2 separate regions of the Homo sapiens genome follow, and region 1 is linked to region 2. Evidence: chromatin loops called from intact Hi-C (ENCODE). Cell type or tissue: PC-3. All regions are shown on one strand. Each heading gives the region's core, and the rest is flanking DNA. Links, peaks and the distances in the headings are about the cores only.

Region 1 (11,220 bases), core at 1,697-9,696, 440 kb after region 2:
GTCTTCCTTCATCTATCTCCTTAACACGCTTATTCCATTAACACGATATGCGTGGATAAAAGATGAAACCTTCAGAATCTAAGGAGGTCAATCCCTGTGGCTCTGGCTACTAGCCCTGTTTCCCAGTTTTTACGAAGAACCCAGCTAGAGCAGCCACCCTCAACATGAGCAGCTTGTCTCCAGGAACAGTTTCCTATCTCAGGCTGTCTGCCCTTTCCTTCCTCCCTTTCTTTCTTCCACAGTCTCTGGCTGCCTTCTTCTCCTCACACATCTGCCATTATTCTCTCTGCCTCTTCTCCCCAACCCCCCATGCCATCCATCCAGAAAACAAAAGGTGCTAACCCCATGTCTCCACCTTTACTGCCCCAAACTCAGACACATGGAACTCTTCTCTCTTTTTTTTTAATTAAATTAAATTTAATTTAATTTTAAGTTCCAGGATACATGTACAGGACATGCGGGTTTGTTACATAGGTAAACGTGTGTCATAGTGGTTTTGCTGTACCTATCAACCCATCACCTAGGTATTAAGCCCCATATACCTTAGCTATTTATCCTGATGCTCTCCCATCCCCTGCCCCCCACCCCCAACCAGCCCCAGTGTTTGTCTTGTTCTCCTCCCTGTGTCCATGTGTTCTCATTGTTCAGCTCCCACTTACAAGTGAGAACATGCAGTGTTTGGTTTTCTGTTCCTTTGTTAGTTTGCGGAGTATACTGGCTTCCGGCTCCATCCATGTCCCTGCAAAGGACATGATTTCAACAGAACTCTTCTTCTAGGACTTACTGTCAATCACACTGCTATCTGGTAATCATCAGATCGGTAACAACTGTGGGCACAAAGAGATTATCGATGACAATCCCCAGTGTTGATAAGGATATCAGGAAATGCCCTCTCTCATCTTTTGGGAAGAATTAAATTGGTATCTTTCTAGATGGCAATGTTACAGGTCAAATCGTAAAATGTCATTTGTATAAAACATACAAATATTTATTTGGCAAATGCTGTCTGAAAGTATACAACTCGTGCACACACACAAAACTGACAGCAGTGGTTGCCTCTGGGGAAGAGAATTTGGAGGCTGAGAGAAAAGAGATTTATATTTGTTTCATAAGGATTTGGATTATTGCGTTTTATCTTTTGAATTTTGTACTGTAAGTATTACAATCTAGTTCTTTAAAGTATAATGAAATATAAATAAATATACCCTTTGATTAATAATACCCCTCTAGGAATTTTTTCTGATGAAATAATAGCACAAGAGTGCATAATTTTTATCAAAGCACTTGTTATAATGTAACCACTCAATGGGTTCACCTTGCCCACTGCCTAGACAGAGACGATTTATCAAGACAGGGGAATTGCAATGGAGAAAGAGTAATTCATGCAGAATCTGCTGTGCAAGAGACTGGAGGTTTTTTTTTTTTTTTTTTAGACGGAGTCTTGCTCTATCGCCCAGGCTGGAGTGCAGTGGCGCGATCTCAGCTCACTGCAAGCTCGAGACCGGAGTTTTATTATCACTCAAATCGGTCTCCCTGAGCATTCGGGAATTAGAGTTTTTAAAGATAATTTGGTGGGTAGGAGCTTGGGAAGTGGGGAGTGCTGATTGATCAGGTTGGAGATGGAATCACAGGGGCTCGAAGTGAGTTTTTCTTGCTGTTTTCTGTTCTTGGGAGGGATGGCAGAACTGGTTGAGCCAGATGACCGGTCTGGGTGGTTTCAGATGGTCCATCAGAGTGCAGGGTCTGCAAAATAACTCAAGCACTGATCTTAGGTTTTACAATGTGATGTTATCCCCAGGAACAATGTGGGGAGGTTTAGACTCCTGGAGCCAGAGGCTGCATGACCCCTAAACTGTAATTTCCAATCTTATAGCTAATTTGTTAGTCCTGCAAAGGCAGAATGGTCCCCAGGCAAAAAGGGGGTCTTTTTGGGAAAGGGGTGATACCAATAGTCAAACCATGAAATGAATTCCTTCCCAAAGTTAGCTCAGCCTATGTCCAGGAATAAACAAGGACATCTTAAAGGTTAGAAGCAAGATGGAGTTGGTTAGGTCTGATTTCTTTCGCTGTCTTAATTTCCTCAGTTATAATTTTGCAAAGGCAGTTTCAATAATATTGAAAACTTGGAAACATTAAGAGAAAGGTTAACACATGAAACAAACATACAGTAGAATATGATACAGTCATTACAAGTGATGGAGGAAATGTATGGACATGGAAAGTGTGTAGCACATTTATTCATACAGAAAATTAGTTGAGGATCCAGCATGCATAGCGGTTCTCTTTATGTAAAATTCGGTGCATTTAGAGCAAATAAAGATGCCCAGAGGAGGGCTAATTATAATGTGTGGTTATTTTCCATTGGTGGGATTTTGGAATTTCCTTTTATAATAGCAATTGTATAGTTTTCGAGAAAAAATATAAACCCAATTTTTTAAATCTCAGGGGAGCTTGCAACATCTATTTATGCTTCAAGGTCCAGATGGGTAAATGCTGTCAGCTAAGGCACAGTGGTTCCTCCGAAAACTTGTCTCACCTTTCCCACAATATCTGATTCAAATAGGGGCAAGACATCGATGCTGTCATGGGAAAGAAGTGAGAGACAAAGGAAAAAAGAGCAGAGGGTGGGAAATGGGACCACATCTTTTGGAGAAATTACTACTTAAGAATTGACAAATTACAGTTATCAAGAAATAAAGGTTATCTCTTGGAAGTAAAGGGACAATGGGTGCCCACCCCCCCATCCTTAGGTGAATAGACTGCCCTAACAGAAGTTAGGTCAATAGACTTCACTCAATAGACTGAAGTCACAGAAGTCCCCAACAGTTCATCTGTTCTCTCAACCCAACCCTCTCTCAGGTCAGCATTGAAATGCAAAGACCTGGTTGGTTACAGCTTCTTCCTAGCCCCTTGCCATGACTCTCTAATGGATAAGACAAAGAGATGTGAGCACTGTCTCTGCTGGACTCACTTGGGCAGTTGGTTTTGGCTCTCCTGGCCACCTGCAGACAATTTAAGTGTGGCAAGAGGGCATTCTCTGTCTTAGCCTGAGACTTCGTCTGTATCTCCCAATGGCATCTTCAAGGTACCCTTTTGTTCTTGGGTGGAGGGGGCACTTCTACTTGCTTAAACCAGCCCATGCTTGCCTTTTTCCTATCATCCCAATTCTTCTTCCTCTTGAAGGATGCGCTTTCTAACAAATGAGCACCATGAAGGCCAAACCAAAGGTGGCAGTGAGGATGATGATGATGATGAGACAATGATATGACGATGATGATGCTCACATCTGTGAAGCACTTCATGATTCCATGATTCATCATGTTGTTACCTCTTTTGAGTCTTACAGCTTCCCTGGGACATAGGCAAAACTAGAATTTTCTCCCTTTTTTGGCAGTGAAACAGGATCAAAGCAGCTAATGGCTTCCCAAAGTAGTAACCAAACACAGTAGGTTAGCGGCAGAGCTGGAACTCAGAATTAAGTGCTCCCATCTCTGGGTTCAATGCTTACGCATGTACTTTTTATTTAAGTTCCTTTTTGATTCTGTTCTCATGATCCTGTTCCCACCTTTCCCACCCAATCCACATCAGGATTGGAGCTGCCTGGGCAGGAGCTGCCAGCACAGGTGTGAAGAATATTTAGAACCCTAGGCCCTAGCACCCTGCTGGGACCATCATAAGTACTCTATATGCACAGTAACAATTGCTATTAAATTATTAAATTTTACCCAGTGCATAATGTCGATATATAGCAATTCATATATATATAATATATATATATATATATATATCACCATGCTCATCTGACTCTACTTTGCCACAATTCTCCCCACAGTCCTCCCCACTCCCTAGCATCACATGCAGCTCATTTCATATATATATATATATATATATATATAGAGAGAGAGAGAGAGAGAGAGAGAGAGAGAGAGAGAGAGCGCACAAGCAATTCATATTCACAATGAATATTGGTTGAACAAATGGATGAAGGAGTAAACTAAAACCAGTAAATATCCCATATATGGTAGATTTTTGTTTCTAGTGAGTGAGTTAATAAATAACCTGATGTCTCACTGTAGACTGAGGCAACTATTACTAATTTTTCCATTGTCTATCTAACTGATAGACATGTATTAGGTCACAATAAATGTTATTTGAGAGAATAACTCATGAAAGAAATCACTGGATGAATTAATGAACCAACCAGTACTAGAGTGTTATCCAGAATGGTAGCAATTTTTATTTCCTTTAGAGCCTAGTGTGTATTAAAGATTTGTTGAGTCACTTGAACTAGCACCATCCCCAGATCAGATGTTCCAGGACAGACCCCTAGAACTGAGAGTTGTCTCCAAGTCCACCTCATCAGGTTTTGCCCCTCTTCCTATCAGGCGCTCTGGAGATGCCAGAAGGAGGCTGAGTTTCTGGCCATGCTTCCCTTCCACTAACAGTACCCTCTGTCTCCCTACTCTCCCCACCACAGGATGATGCAAACTTTGATCCACTTGTTGAAATGCAACATTGGCACAGGGCTCCTGGGGCTTCCCCTGGCCATAAAGAATGCCGGCTTGTTGGTAAGAGGCATCTGTGGGATGGGAACTAGGTTTGCTCATTTGCAGAAGGGGGTGATAGGTCCTGAAGGCCTTCACACTGTTATCAATGGGCAATTTGGGGGTACCCTCTGCAATTGAAAATGTGCCTGTTGGCATCAATCCCCTGGAGTCAACCTGGGTCCAACCTGAGCATCCCTGAAGGGGGCACACCATTACTCTTAAAGACTCACCATGCTCATCTGACTCTACTTTGCCACAATTCTCCCCGCAGTCCTCCCCACTCCTAGGATCACATGCAGCTCATTTCGTCATTTGCATTAACAGCCCAATCCCTGCAGGCATTTGAGTGTGTGACTCCTGTTCCAAACCACTTGAGGGCGCATGAGAAAGTGTCTTGGACATGAAGATAGACGCCTCCATCAATCCCACCAATCCACTCTCCCCACACCAGCCTACCTCTTTCTCTTTTCCTGTGCTGTTCCTGCCCCCTCATTTCTGTCTTTTTAAAGTGCCTCCTCTCTAAAACTTTACACTTTCTTATGATCACTAATGCCATCCTCACTTTGTATTTTTCTACCATTTATATCTACCTTACCTGGGATTCTTAAAGCACTTACGAAGATAAGATATTTATTTATTTATTATTATTTATTGAGACAGAGTCTCGCTCTGTCGCCCAGGCTGGAGTGCAGTGGCACAATCTTGGCTCACTGCAACCTCCGCCTCCCGGGTTCAAGCGATTCTCCTGCCTCAGCCTCCCGAGTTGCTGGGATTACAGGTGTGAGCCACCACGCCCAGCTAATTTTTGTATTCTTTGTAGAGAGGTTTTCATCATGTTGGCCAGGCAGGTCTCAAACTCCTGACCTCAGGTGACTGGCCCATCTCGGCCTCGCAAGGTGCTGGGATGACAGGTGTGAGCCACCTCGTCCGGTCGACATATTTATTTTCTAACAGACCCACCTTCCTCATTTAATTGAAAGCTCTGTGGGCAAGAACTGTCTGATTTCCCTTTGCACGTCCCCACGGTAGCCTCTGTAGGGACTGGCACACAGCAAGTTTCCATTAACATCTACTGAATGGAATAGATACCAAATATATAATTCCATTTCCTTGGAGTGAATCTTTTCTTATCTCCAGGCCTGGTAAGTGGCTTCTATGTCTAAAGAAGGCGAGACCCTTGCTGCCTCTGTCATGACTTCTGATCTTCAGTGGTTCCAACCCAGAGACTGGACTCTCCCCTTTGGAATCCTCTGGGTTCTAGAGCTTCTACAAAAAAACATGGTCTTCAGCCAAACTATCTTTGCCAGGGTGGTATTTGTTTTTAAGACAATGCTTTTATTCTTTGATATTTGCTTCCTCAGAGTCATTAGATGATTTCTTTACCTTTCATCTCCCACCAGAACCTCTGGCCATGATTCATTTGAGAAATATTTATTGAGCACCTATCTACCCTGTGCATTTGTAGCCCCTGGGAATATAGAAGCAAACAAGACACGAGAGTCTCTGCTGCATGAAGCCTGCATTCCAGTGGAGTCTAGTGGTGCTCTTGATCCCTCATTTATGTCTTTGTGATAGGTCACATCTATAAAGACACAAGTGTTCAGAACAAAGGATGTGAGAGGGTCCCCGTTTATACCCTTCTGATCACCTCTGGAAGATATAATTAGTAATCAGCCCCACTTTTTAAAAGGAATTTGACAAATTAGACACACTACAGTAGTGATCCCCAACTTGGGATCATTTTGCACCAGCTCCTGCTACCCTAGCCAAAGACCTTTACAATCTCTACAGACATTTTTGGTTGCCACAATCTGGGGGAAGAGTCTCTGACACCTAGTGGGTAGAGGCTCGGGAAAGCTGCTAAACATCCTATAATGCAAAAGACAGCTCCTGATAACAAATAATTATCTGCCCCAAAATGTCAATAGGGCACCTGTTGATAAACTCTGTACTAGAGGAAGAGAACTGAGTCATAAGAACACCTTGGCCCTCAATCATCTTGGAGGAAGTGAGGGCCAGGGTGTGTCAGACAAAATAAATTTACCACAAGGGACTCTAAACTGGTAGAACTCAAGGAAAATGAGAAAATGCATGGGCTATGTGGGAAGGTAATGAGCTCTCTGTCACTGGAAGTATCCTAGCAGAAGTTGGGCAGCCACTCTACAGGGATGCTAAGAAGAGCATTCAAATTCTAGCATCTGGGAGCATGAGGACATTCAGGCTGGGTCTGTCACCCCAAAGACAGTTTTATTATGCAACAGGCCCCAGCACGCAGACTGTGAGAGGGCCAGGGAATGGGAGTGATCATTTCTGGCTCACTTCCCCCTTTCTCCTCTCCCCTCCAGGTCGGTCCTGTCAGCCTTCTGGCCATCGGGGTCCTCACCGTGCACTGCATGGTCATCCTGTTGAACTGTGCTCAACACCTCAGCCAGAGGTCAGAGGCCTGCTTCTCTCTCATTCCAGCACTGGGGCCCCTCTGAGGGTGTGTTGCTCTTCTTTTGACCACTGACCCAATTAATTCGGCCACTGCTCCAGGCCACCTTCCTACCAATCTGGATTCTATGAAGGCAAGGAGAGCATGACAGAGAGTCCCAGTTAGAGACTCTAGGCACAGATCCAACGCTGCTGCTAACAAGCTGGATGACTGTCAAATTCCTGCATCCCCCTGAGCCCAGATCTCCTTAACTGAAAGCATCGAAAGTGATAAAAGATGCAAAAGCACTATATAAATTACTCTATTTATTTGAGACAGAGACTTTCTTCTCTTCCTTTTAGCCTCTCCATCCCCAACCTTCTCCCACTCCAATACCCACACCTTGTCAGGGTAATTTGGTCCATGCAATGTTAGTAAAAGTAAAAAGCATACTTACTGAAAAGAAGTCTTCACAATGATTTCAGTCATTATCAAAGCATACTTATAATAATCAATGTTTATGTATTTGAAACTTTAATGCAAAAACAATTTCAGAAAGAAAAGACAAATGCAGTAAAAACAAAGAATGCAGAGATCCACAGCGCTCAGCTACTCCCAAGGCATGCAAAACCAAATAGGTCCTCGTAAATGTGAAGAAAGGTCTCAAAAGTCAAAGTAGGGACGGTAAACAAAACTCTCCATAAAGCCTAATTATCATAACCCAAATAGGTGTACCTGGAGTACATATCAGTCACACCTAACTCTCAGAGCACTTTCCTGCTCACAAAACGCTTTTAAGAGCATTTACTCATTCCGTAGTTAAATGTATTGTGCAATTACACTGCGGTTATCGTGCCAAGAGCCTTGCAAGCCTTGTTTACTCCTCACAGTAAGTCTATGATAGGCACTATTTTTATTCCCATTTTACAGATGAGTAAACTGAGGTTTAAATGCCTTGCCCAGGGTCATATAGCTGGGAAGTGGCAGAGCCAGTATTCAAAGACCTACTGTGACTCCACTGTTAACCATTTTGCAAATCTTCTCTTCCCTCAAGCCTTCTGGGATCATTATATCACCAGATAAGCTTCTGACATCAGGCCATTTCTGAAAGCCTTTCTCTGATTTTTTTTTTTTCTCTGATGACTTGTCTTTTATTTTTTCTAATATAGAGGTTGCAGAGTGATGGCCTGAGAGTTGGCTATGGCCTTCAGTTATGTTTTGGGGGACTTCACAGTTTTATTTTTTAGTCAATGTTTAAACCCTGGAGATTTCGGCCGGGTGCAGTGGCTCACACCTATAATCCCAGCAATTCAGGAGGCCGAGGCAGGCAGACCACCTGAGGTCAGGAGTTCGAGACCAGCCTGACCAACATACAGAAACCCCATCTCTACTAAAAATACAAAATTAGCCAGGCGTGGTGGTGCATGCCTGTAATCCCAGCTACTCGGGAGGCTGAGGCAGGAGAATCGCTTGAACCCGGGAGGCGGAGGTTTTGGTGAGCCGAGATCGCACCCTTGCACTCCAGCCTGGGCAACTAGAGTGAAAACTCTGTCTCAAAAAAAAAAAAAATTCACATTCACAAAATGTGAATTGGAGATTTCACATTCACATTCACAAAACAAAAAAATCTCTGCCTTCTTAATCAGTTAGACAACCGACTGCTTCTGAGCCTTCATTTTTTAGATGTGCTTCTAGAGGCAACTCCTGAGCAATCCCTTTTACAATGGGATGTGTTATTCTGGTTTGCCACAGTCTCCAATGTTCCCTACTGTCTCTTATACTCAGCCCCTGTCACCCACCAGATCACCAGTACCTGTCTGATCCCATAGCTTCTGAATTTGCAACCCTCAGATTCATATCCTTGCCAGTTCTATGCAAGGTGACTTCATTTGTATTGAAAATGCCTATCACGGTGAGCAGTAACAAAAATGTCATGTTCCAGCACATCTCTATATCCGTCTCTCACTGTCTCTTCCCCCAAAATCCAGACTGCATGTGAAGAAAACTGGGGCCCAGAGATCTCAAGAGACTGGCTCTACATGTCTGGCTACCTGAGGGTCATGTTGGGATTTAAACTCTGGTATCTGAAGAAGGCTGGAGCCCTTCCTCTCTCCCACCTGTTCCCCTCAGTCCTGCAATTTATGCCGTGCTTCCAGGATCTGGGCAACCTGCTGCTGTTTCCACTTGCTCCAGCCAAAGGTGTTTCTGCAGCAGGGCCTGCTCCACCCTTAAAAGGGTTGAGAAAGAGGGACATGGCAAGAGGAATAGGCTGGAACTTGGGCATCACATCCTACAGGGGGCTGGGCAGGATCCCGAGTATCACCTTTGTGAGGGGTCTGGCCCAGGCCAGGATCTCGAGTGTTCTGACACCATCAGCAATGGGAAGGAGGGAATCACTGGCCTGGCCACACCCACACCACCTCTTCCCCTCCCTCCTCCTCTCCCCCTCCATATCCCCTTTCCTGCTTTGCAGATCTACGTCAATGCACAGCTACCGCTTACTCAAGAAGAATAAATCCAATGATAGTCAGTTAAATATTTGTGCTTAAAGGGATAATTGCAAAAAAAGAAAAAAAGGCAAACTCCTGAAAGTTGTTAAAGTATAAAGTAGATCACTGGGAGAAAATTGACAGAAGGCTTCATGCTCACACACAAATACATAAAAATCACTCACTTTGGGAGAAAACTGTACCTTTAACAAAAATGTTTTAAATTATGCATTGTTTGTTCTTTCCCCCTAGACTGCAGAAGACTTTTGTGAACTATGGAGAGGCCACGATGTACGGCCTTGAAACCTGCCCGAACACCTGGCTGAGGGCCCATGCAGTGTGGGGAAGGTAGTAGTCACAGATGTTGTAGTAGTAACAACAAAAATCATCATATCACTTTTCTTTATTTCTACTTACACAGGTTTTAAATGAATATGCTCTTATTGTAAACTATCAAACAATAGAGAGAATCACCTCGATAACCCCATCCCCCATCTCACTCTGTACCCATAAGGTAATCATTGAAACCTAGTTAGTAAATATTCCTTTAGACTTTTTTTCTCTACATGTACATCAATATATGTGTGTGAATGGAAGTACATAATTTGCTTTCTATTTTCTTATACATTACTTAGGATAATTTCTGAAAATTTGATTTTTCATCTAACAATATATCCCTATTTTTTCATGTTGGAACATATAAATGAACCTCATTTTTGGGGGGGGAGGGACAGAGTTTCACTCTTGTTGCTCAGGCTGGAGTGCAATGGCGTGACCTCAGCTCACTGCAACCTCCGCCTCCTGGGTTCAAGCAGCTCTCCTTCCTCAGCCTCCTGAGTAGCTGGGATTACAGGCGCCCACCACCACGCCTGGTTAATTTTTGTGTTTTTAGTAGAGACAGGGTTTCACCATGTTGGCCAGGCTGGCCCTGAACTCCTGACCTCAGATGACCCGCCTGCCTCGGCCTCCCAAAGTGCTGGGATTATAGGTGTGAACCACCTCGCCCAGCCTACCTCATTATTTTTTAAGGCTCACAGTGTTCCCTAGTGTGGATGTATATCCGTTTCATTTGCTTATTCCCCTAAGGTGAACATTCAGGTTGTTCCCTGCCTTGATAAAAAGTTAACGGTGTACAAAATGGTTTTCTCTGTCTTAGTTCCTCTGTTCCTCTCAACAGCCTTGTGAGGTAGGCAGGGTGGGTTTTTATTGCCCTGGAAATATGAGGCTTATAAAGATAAAATAACATATCCAAAGGCATGGACATTGATATGGGTGGAGCAGAGATTTGACCAAGAACCTAACATTGGAGCCTTCCCCAGCAAAGTCCCTCAGGAGGTAGTGAGTCAAATTGTGGCTGCTAAGATTCCTTTGCAGCTCCTCTCTTGGGATTCTCAGTAGGTCATTGATCTCCTGATCAGGAGCCACTCTAATGATTAGATGAGGTCATGAGAAAGAGTTAGAAACATTTAAAAAATATTTAAAGTAATAATTTGTCATCTTTAATTTACTGAGAGATACCTGAGGAGCTTGATTAAAAACTGCCCATTCCTTGGCCATGTGTGGTGGCTCACGCCTGTAATCCCAGCACTTTGGGAGGCTGAGGTGGGTGGATCACCTGAGGTCAGGAGTTTGAGACCAGCCTGACCAACATGGCGTAACCCTGTCTCTACTAAAAATATGAAAATTAGCCAGGCTTGGTGGTGGGTGCCTGTAATCCCAGCTACTCAGGAGACTGAGGCAGGAGAATCGCTTGAACTCAGGAGGCAGAGGT
Region 2 (8,000 bases), core at 1-8,000:
AAACCTTGGTGATGACCTTGAACAGTAGGATATAAATAACTCCTGCAAGCTTAGCGTTCCAATAATGGAACACTAGGCATAAATGGGTTAAAGTCTATCATTTAGTGGCATTTGGTGTGTTCACAATGTTGTATGACCACCATCTCTCTCTAGTTTCAAAATTTTTTCATCATCTCAGAAACACACCCTGTATCCATTAAGAAGTCACTCCCCACTACCCATCTCTCCATCCCCTGGCAGCCACTAATTTGCTTTCTGCTACTCTGGATTTGCCTACCCTGGACATGTCATATAAAAAGAATTACATTATATGTGACCTTTTTGTGTCTGCCTTTTTCCATGTAGCATAATGTTTTCAAGATTCATTCAAGTCATAGCATGTGTTGTAAATCATTCCTTCCAATACTTAATAATTTTCATGGTACTTTTAATCTACTTTAGATTTTTTATGATAGGAAGTTTCAAACATGTGTAAGTAGAGTAATAGAATGAATCCCCAAGTACCCGTCACTCAGATCCAACAGTTAGTATTTATTTCACCAAGGCCTGTTATTTTTTGATAAAAGTGCTCTGTGACAAGAAGGAATTAAGGAAGAGAAGGAAAAAAACTCTTCTGGAGCTATCTGTATCCATGTGGGGGAGCCCTAATGCACACATCTTGGATTAGAAACTCCACTGTCCTCATTGTTTCATCTGGGTGATGAAACACCCAGATTATTTTGAAGCAAATTCTAGACATCATGCCCACTCCCTCCTGCCCAGATTATTTTGAAGCAAATTCTAGACATCATGCAATCTTACCTGTACATATTTCAGTAACCATGTATTGTTTGGAAAGGCTCCTGGAAATTCAGATGCACAGTACTCAGTAAGAATCACCCAATAAGCCAGCTTTAGTCCACATGCTCAGGCAGCATGTCTTTGAAGTCTGTTTTAAGAGGCTCCTCAGTGACTGATTTGAAGCCAGGCTTGGGAACCTCAAAGATAGAGTGTTTATTGGTTTTGAAGTCACCTTGATCATCTGACTCTTGGCAGATTTATTTGCCATGATTTTGTTCATTGCCTTTCCAACCTGTAACAGGATAGAGAGTGCTGTTGACTGGGTATCCTGGCAGCCCTGGAAATTCCCCAGAAGAGGGCTTTGGCAGTGATTGGCTTAGCAAGGTTAATGCGTTCCAGCCAACCTAAGTATAACAGACTTCATGGGAGCAGTGTGCAGGGCTGGACACTGGGGCTCTAGTCCTGCTCCTGCATCTGCACCCTGCGTTTTCCACCTCACCCCTGCCTTTTAGTGCAAGACTCTTAGTGCACCCCTGCGTCACCCCTGTCTCTTAGTGCATTTATTGCCTTTGCAATGTCGCTATGTCCACACCAGATGGCACCTTTGTTCCATCTAACTTTCCATCTTTCCTAGGATGCTGATCCTCCCGCTGGCTTCCAGACAGACCTGGGACTTGGCAGTCATGCCGGGTGATGGTGTTCCTGCGGAGACCCTCAGTTGTCCTATTCCTTCCTAGCTTCCCTGCAATAAAATCAAGCTGCTTTTGTTGGAGATGTTGTCTTGCCTGGTCTTGGTGTTGCTTGCTCACATGTAGGTGGTTATGCTTACTTGGGTTGGAGTTTTGAGAGTTCCCACCTGGGAGTCAGACACCCTGTAGATTCTGATTCTTTGCTGTGTGATCTTTAGCAAATCACTTCCCCTCTCTGGGCCTCATTTTTTCCTCACCTATAAAGTGGAGGCATTGACCCAGAACAGTGATCCCCTTTCTTTTCACCAGTTTCATAGACTCTATATTTTGAAAAAATTTGTCTATCAAGTGAATTGCACAAGAGATTATCAAATGTTAAGCAAGTGGAATAGTAGGAAGAGGCTGTGGAGACAAACTGCCTGGGATAGAGTTCAAGCTCCAGTACCTCCTAGCTGGGCCACTTAACCTCTCAGTGTCCACAGACAAAATGTGATGATAGCATCTACTGCAAATGGTGGTTGTGGGGATTAAATGAAATGAAACATGTAAATTAATTACAGCAGTGATTGCTGGTTAAAAAATCACTCAGAAAATATTAGTGATTCATTTTTGGCTTTTTGTTTGTTTGTTTTGAGATGGGGTTTCACTCTGTCACCCAGGCTGGAGTGCAGTGGCGCAATCAGGGCTCACTGCAGTTTTGACCTCCCGGGCTCAAGCAATACTCCCACCTTAGCCTCCCAAGTAGCTGGCACTACAGGCACATGTCATCATGCCCAGTTAACCTTGTTTTTTTTTTAGTTTTTTTCTAGAAATGGGGTTTTGCTATGTTGCCCAGGTTGGTCTTGAACTGCTGAGCTCAAGCAATCCTCCTGCCTTGGCCTCCCAAAGGGGCTTGAACTCCTGCCCTCAGGTGATCCACCTGCCTCAGCCTCCGAAAGTTCTGGGATTACAGGCATGAGCCACTGCACCTGGCTGCCACTCATTTTTAAAATATTTCATTAGTCAAAAATCTGTCAAAATGGCCATTTGAATTCCAGTCAGGCTAAGTCAGGCTGAGACTAGTCAGGTTGGAATGCAGTGGCATGATCATAGCTCACTGTAACCTCTAACTTCCGGGATCAAGTAATCCTCCTGCTTCAGCCTCCTGAGTAGATCTTATATACTCTTAAAAATTTTTGAGGATCTCGGCTGGGTGCAGTGGCTCACGTCTGTAATCCTAGCACTTTGGGAGGCCGAGGCAGGTGGATTACCTGAAGTCAAGAGTTTGGGACCAGCCTGGCCAACATGGTGAAACCCCGTCTCTACTAAAAATACAAAAGTTAGTCGGGCGTGGTGGCACATGCCTGTAATCCCATGTACTCGGGAGGCTGAGGCAGGAGAATCGCTTGAACCCGGGGGGTGGAGGTTGCAGTGAGCCAAGATTGCACCACTTCACTGCAGCCTGGGTGAAAGAGTGAAACTCTGTCTCAAAAAAAATTTAAAAATTATTATCAAACAGTTTTGGTTATGTGGGTTATACTACATTAGAAATTAAAACAGGAATTTTTAAAACAAAAATACCCAGGCACACATCCCATTAGTCATTAGGACTAGATGAAGTCACTGCATTCCTTTAGACTCTAGAAAACTTTACCGTACAATTGTTAAGGAGGAAAAGGCATCTTACAGAAGCTTTTAAATTGAACCTCATGTGCCTTCTGAAAGGCTCTTGGGGGTCACATGTTGAGAATCACCACTTTAGCCATTTATTGGGCACTTACTGGGGACCCAGGGCTGCTGGAGACTGGAATAAGATCTGGCTCTGCATTTGACCAGCTCAGACATGGAAGCAGCCACCTCATCTATCTCATGGACAGTTTCCTCATCTGCCCAATGCATAATTGCTGCACCTCGGGGAACTGAGTAGCCAGAAATAACACTTTATTTCAACTCTAAACTGGTTGCAAGCATAATTTCCATCCCTTTCTATCCCATTATGAAAGTACTAAACAAATCTCAGGGCCATTTCTGCCTTCGTGGCCCCTCCGGGGTGCAGGGACTCCTTCCCAGCCCACCAGGTAAATGTGTTTCTTGACCACCAGATGGCAGTGTCTCCTGGACTTGACCATCCACAGAGACGTTTAAGACAGTTTCTTCTAAAAAAAAGTTTCTCTGGGCTCTGAGAGAACAAACTTGAGGATTTTTTCCATTTTCAGTTGCCCTAGGAGGTCTGGCTGGCCCACTGGGAACGCCCAAGAGTTGAGACACTGGTGTCTCTTAGAGTGAGTGCTTCTCAGAGGGGTTCATTTCCTTTGAGTTCTCTCTATACCACCACCCCCAGCTGAAATCCAAGTTTCTAGCTGAGGCACTTGGCTCTGTTCTTCCAAGGCCACAGAGGCATTAGGGAAGCTCCCACGCCTGCCATCAGCCCAGCTGGCTGTCCACGGAATGAATGAATCACACAGCGGAGCTCAGGCTTCTGCAGGGGTGGGGGTGGGGAGCAGACGTGGCCACGTATTTCTCCGAGGCTTCCCTGTGCACTTGGCCCCAGCCCACCCTTCCAGGCTTTCTCACTCCTCGCTGCAGCCAGCCAGCCCGCTCCTCAGGTGCCTTGCTTTTATTCATGCTGCCTGCCCCCTGTAAGCGGAATGATCTCCTCCACCAGCCTCCCTTGTCTCCATATACAAATTCCTTTCCCTCCCTTGCATACCACAGCCTCCATGAAACCTCTCCACAGCTGGAAGTAATTTATTTCTCCTCTTGGCCCTCAAAGCATTTATCACACAAATTTCAGTGTTGTGGCAAAGCTTTCTGTCCACGTATCTTTCCTGGCCTCGAGGATCAGCCCAAGTATCTGTTCCCTCTGCACACAGAGCAAGGACTTAGGGGATATTTGATAGATGAGTAATGGCTACTATTTGGGGGATGCCTATTTAGTGTGTCATGCCCTTGCATTTATCTCATTCCATCCTTACCTAGACTGCATAAGATAGTGAGCTAGGACAGACCCTCACACATGGTAGATGCTCAGTAGGTGTTGGTCCAGATAATTTGACAAAGGAAGAGATTGTCTCTTCTAATCTTTCTAGCAGGTTTATATTTTTGTCAAAGATTCCTGGTTGTGAGTACAGCCTACCCTAGGGTGTTCCCAGTAACCAGCCCTTGTTTCTGGGCTTGATGGGGTGAAGCTCCCACCAACTTTGCCTTGTTGACCTACCCATTTGCCTGGTGGCCAGAGCCCGGGCTTGTCCAGTACCCACATTACCATGACTGGAGAGAAACCACCTGGCCCTCAGTACAGGGTGAAGCCTGGGGGCTGTATGTGGGGGAGGCTTCCTTCCTCACAGTGGTGTGAGCCACAGGGGGAGCTCTGGCCTGGCCTGGCTCCCCATCAGCGTGCTGAGTGAGCTTGAGCAAATCTTTTGAATTTTGAAGTGGGGTGTGTGTGTGTGTGTGTGTGTGTGTGTGTGTGTTATTGTTGTTGTTTTTCTTTTTCTGAGACAGGGTCTCTGTTACTCAGGCTGGAATGCAGTGGCACAATCTCCATTCACTGCAATCTCCGCCTCCCGGGCTCAAGCAATCCTCCCACCTTAGCCTCCCAAGTAGCTGGGACCACAGGCACACACCACCATGCCCAACTAATTTATATATATATATATATTTAGAGACGAGGTTTCACCATGTTGCCCAGGCTGGTCTCAAACTCATGTGATCAAGCGATCTGCCCACCTCAGCCTCCCAAAGTATTGGGATTACAGGCATGAGCCACCACACCCAGCTGAAGTTTTTTTTTAACTGCTTTTTTGAGGTGTAATTTCATTCAATAAACTGCACATATTTAAAGTGTAAACTTTTTTTTTGCTATCTCCTACCTAAAGAATAAAGTGTATAATTAAGATACATACATATCTAACACACACACACACACACACACACACTCATGAAACCATCACCACAATCAAGATAGTGACCATATTAATCACCTAAAAAGTTTCCTGGCACCTCTTGGTAATCCCTCCCACCCTCTCCTTGCCCCCAAGTAAGCACTGATCTGCTTACTGTCACTATTGATTAGTTTGCATTTTCTAGAGTTTTATATAGATGCAATCACACGGTATGCTCCATTTTTGTCTAGCTTTTTCATTCAGCATAATTATTTTGAAATGTTATCTTTTTATCACTGAGTAGTAAGTATTCCGTTGAATGAATATACCAGAAGGTGTGATTCATTCCTCTGTTGAAGGACATTTGTTTCCAGTTTTTTTAACTGCTCTGGTGCTATCAAGCTTTCCAAGGGCCCTACAGGGCACAAGGGGAAGTCTCAATGAGCTGGCCTCTTCGAAACCAACACACCCAAACCCAAACCGAGGCAGCTTAACTCATCATTTTATTTGTATCTTTTAATTTGTTTTTATTTTTTAGAGATGGGGCCTTGCTCTTTGGCCCAGGCTGGAATGCAGTGGTGCAATTACGGCTCACTGCAGCCTTGAACTCCTGGGTTCAAGTGATCATCCCTCCTTGGCCTCCCGAAGTGCTGGGATTACAGACGTGAGCCACTGTGCCTGGCCCAACTCACAGTTTTATCTACTGGGCTTCCTCCTACAGCCCCAGTGGTACTAAGCCACGTTCTGGACTTCAGCAGATCCGGATTTAAATTCCTTCACCACTTAAAAACTGTGTGACCTTGGGAAAGTTCCTGATTCTTTTGTGCAACTCAGTTTCCTTATCTGGAAAATGGAGGTCATAACAGTACTCTGACCATGGTGAGAATTAAAGATCTTCATGTGCCTCATTCTTGATAATGACATTCCACAAATAAAACTTTCTGTTTGGCCAAAAAGTCACAATTATACGACTTGAAGTTTGAAAACTGAAGTCTGAAAAATTTCAGATCTAGATTCTTTCAACCCTGGCAGATTAAGAAAAGTAAAATGGAACCTCAAGATTGTGCCATGTGGGAGGTGAATGGTTGTTCAGGTCACCGCCCTCTCCATGACTTTCGCCTTTAATTAGTGCCAGTCTCTAAAAGACCCAAGTCTGTAATTTCTTGGGAGTGCCCATCAGAGCTTCTTTTAGATTTCCATGTCTTTAAGGGCTGTGGCCACTTAGTTTAAGAAGACAAGTTTTCTAATCTGCTTCTTCGGAGAAGGAAAGTCTTCATGTCCCTAGGTAAATCTCATGACTGCTGACTAGGGCCTTGCAATAAAATCAAAGCCTCTAAAAATAAGGATGTCACCTCCCATTGGTCTGTTTATCATGGGCTCCAAGGATCTAAATCCCCGGATGCCTAGAAGTAGGCTGTATGTTGCATAAGAATGCTGGCTCTGCAGATAAACAGACTGTTTACCAGATGTGTGAGCTTGAGCAAATAGCTTAACTGTCCAGGACAAATTAGCTGGGCATGGTGGTAGGTGCCTATAGTCTCAGCTGCTAGGGAGGCTGAGGCAGGAGGAATACTTGAGCCCAGGAAGTCACGGCTGCAGTGAAGTATGATCACACCACTGCACTCCAGCCTGTGTGACAGAGCAAGACACCATCTCTGAAAAATAAATAAATAGAACTGTCCAGGACCTCGGTTTTCACACCTGTAAGGTGAGAGTAATACCTTCTTAGGGTGAAGTGAGATGACGCGTGCACATAGAAGGAGCTCAGTTTCGCTATTGTTATTATCATTGTTGGATCTTAGGAACAGATGTCCCCATGCCCTCCTTCTGATGGGTGGTCCGTGAGCCTTCCTTCACCTGCACAGCAGCCCTGACCCTGAAAGGGAGCACTGCGAGCTGCTGGCTCTGCTCTGGACAGCTCTGTCAGGGGAAGTTCTGATGTTGAACCCACCCTTATCTATCTCCCTGGCAGTTCTCTGGACGGGGGCTGGGTTTGTCTTGATATGTGGGGCATCAGCCTAGCCCTTCCCTATGGTGGTTCCTCAGAGGCAGGTCTTTCCCTTTGTCCTCGCTACTACTCCCTTTCTGCTCTACCTCCCAAGGCAGATCCCAAATTCCCTCCCTCAGCCATTCCTTGGAGACAGAGTTTTGAATGAGTATGACCACCTGGTCACTAGTCCCTTTGTTGATGCCTTTTTGAGAGTGGAAGCTGAGAAAACATGGAAAAGCCAAACCATTCTGGGCCTCCACTGATCCTATGCCAGCTCACAGGTTCCTGACTTAGTAAGGAGAGAGCTTACTGAGGGAAGTTACTGAAGGATGGCTGGAGGTGAAAGGTTAAGGCTGGGAGCACAGCCTGGAATCACACAGAGGGAACCCAGGTGGGCTACTCCCTCTGTTCTTATCTGGGGAATGTGGCTCTGGATGGTACCTACATTGGAAGTAACGCAAATAAAGCACCCAGCGTGGTAGGAGCTCAACAAAGCCTGTCTTCTCTGTTATGTTTTTGTTTTGAGACAGGGTCCCACTCTGTCACCCAGGCTGGAGTGCAGTGGTGTGATCATGGCTCATTCATTACATCCTTTACCTCCTGGGCTCAAGTGATCTTCCTATCTCAACCTCCCAAATAGCTGGGACCATAGGTGCATGCCATCACACCTGGCTAATT

The links. Hi-C counts contacts between places; a loop is a spot of excess contacts. Peaks named below come from ENCODE experiments on the same cell type or tissue, not always from the same donor. Only the 100,000 strongest peaks of a DNase experiment are listed, where the experiment ranks them.
Region 1: it touches region 2 in a loop (2.4-fold over the local background); 2 of 110 quality-filtered maps call a loop at or near these places.

What each region holds. Positions count from the first base shown.
Region 1 is chr5:151,291,941-151,303,160 of GRCh38, reverse strand. It overlaps SLC36A3 (solute carrier family 36 member 3), which reads left to right. Exons shown (of 10, transcript NM_181774.4): 2 at 4,478-4,568; 3 at 6,893-6,981; 4 at 9,702-9,797. Among named protein-coding and RNA genes, the nearest start is that of SLC36A3, 6.2 kb to the left of the region's middle. In PC-3, for the core only: a CTCF peak has its summit at 4,907; DNase peaks (open chromatin) are centred at 4,920, 5,990, 6,560 and 7,800; H3K27ac peaks cover 3,106 bases.
Region 2 is chr5:151,736,374-151,744,373 of GRCh38, reverse strand. ATOX1 (antioxidant 1 copper chaperone) reads left to right here. Exons shown (of 4, transcript NM_004045.4): 4 at 1,415-1,552. Among named protein-coding and RNA genes, the nearest start is that of ATOX1-AS1, 13 kb to the left of the region's middle. RefSeq lists enhancers at 3,623-3,672, 3,130-3,673 and silencers at 3,412-3,706, 3,472-3,766, 3,932-4,226. In PC-3, for the core only: CTCF peaks have their summits at 1,361 (motif pointing right), 3,304 and 3,516 (motif pointing right); DNase peaks (open chromatin) are centred at 1,403, 2,523, 3,563, 4,343 and 1 weaker place; H3K27ac peaks cover 4,239 bases.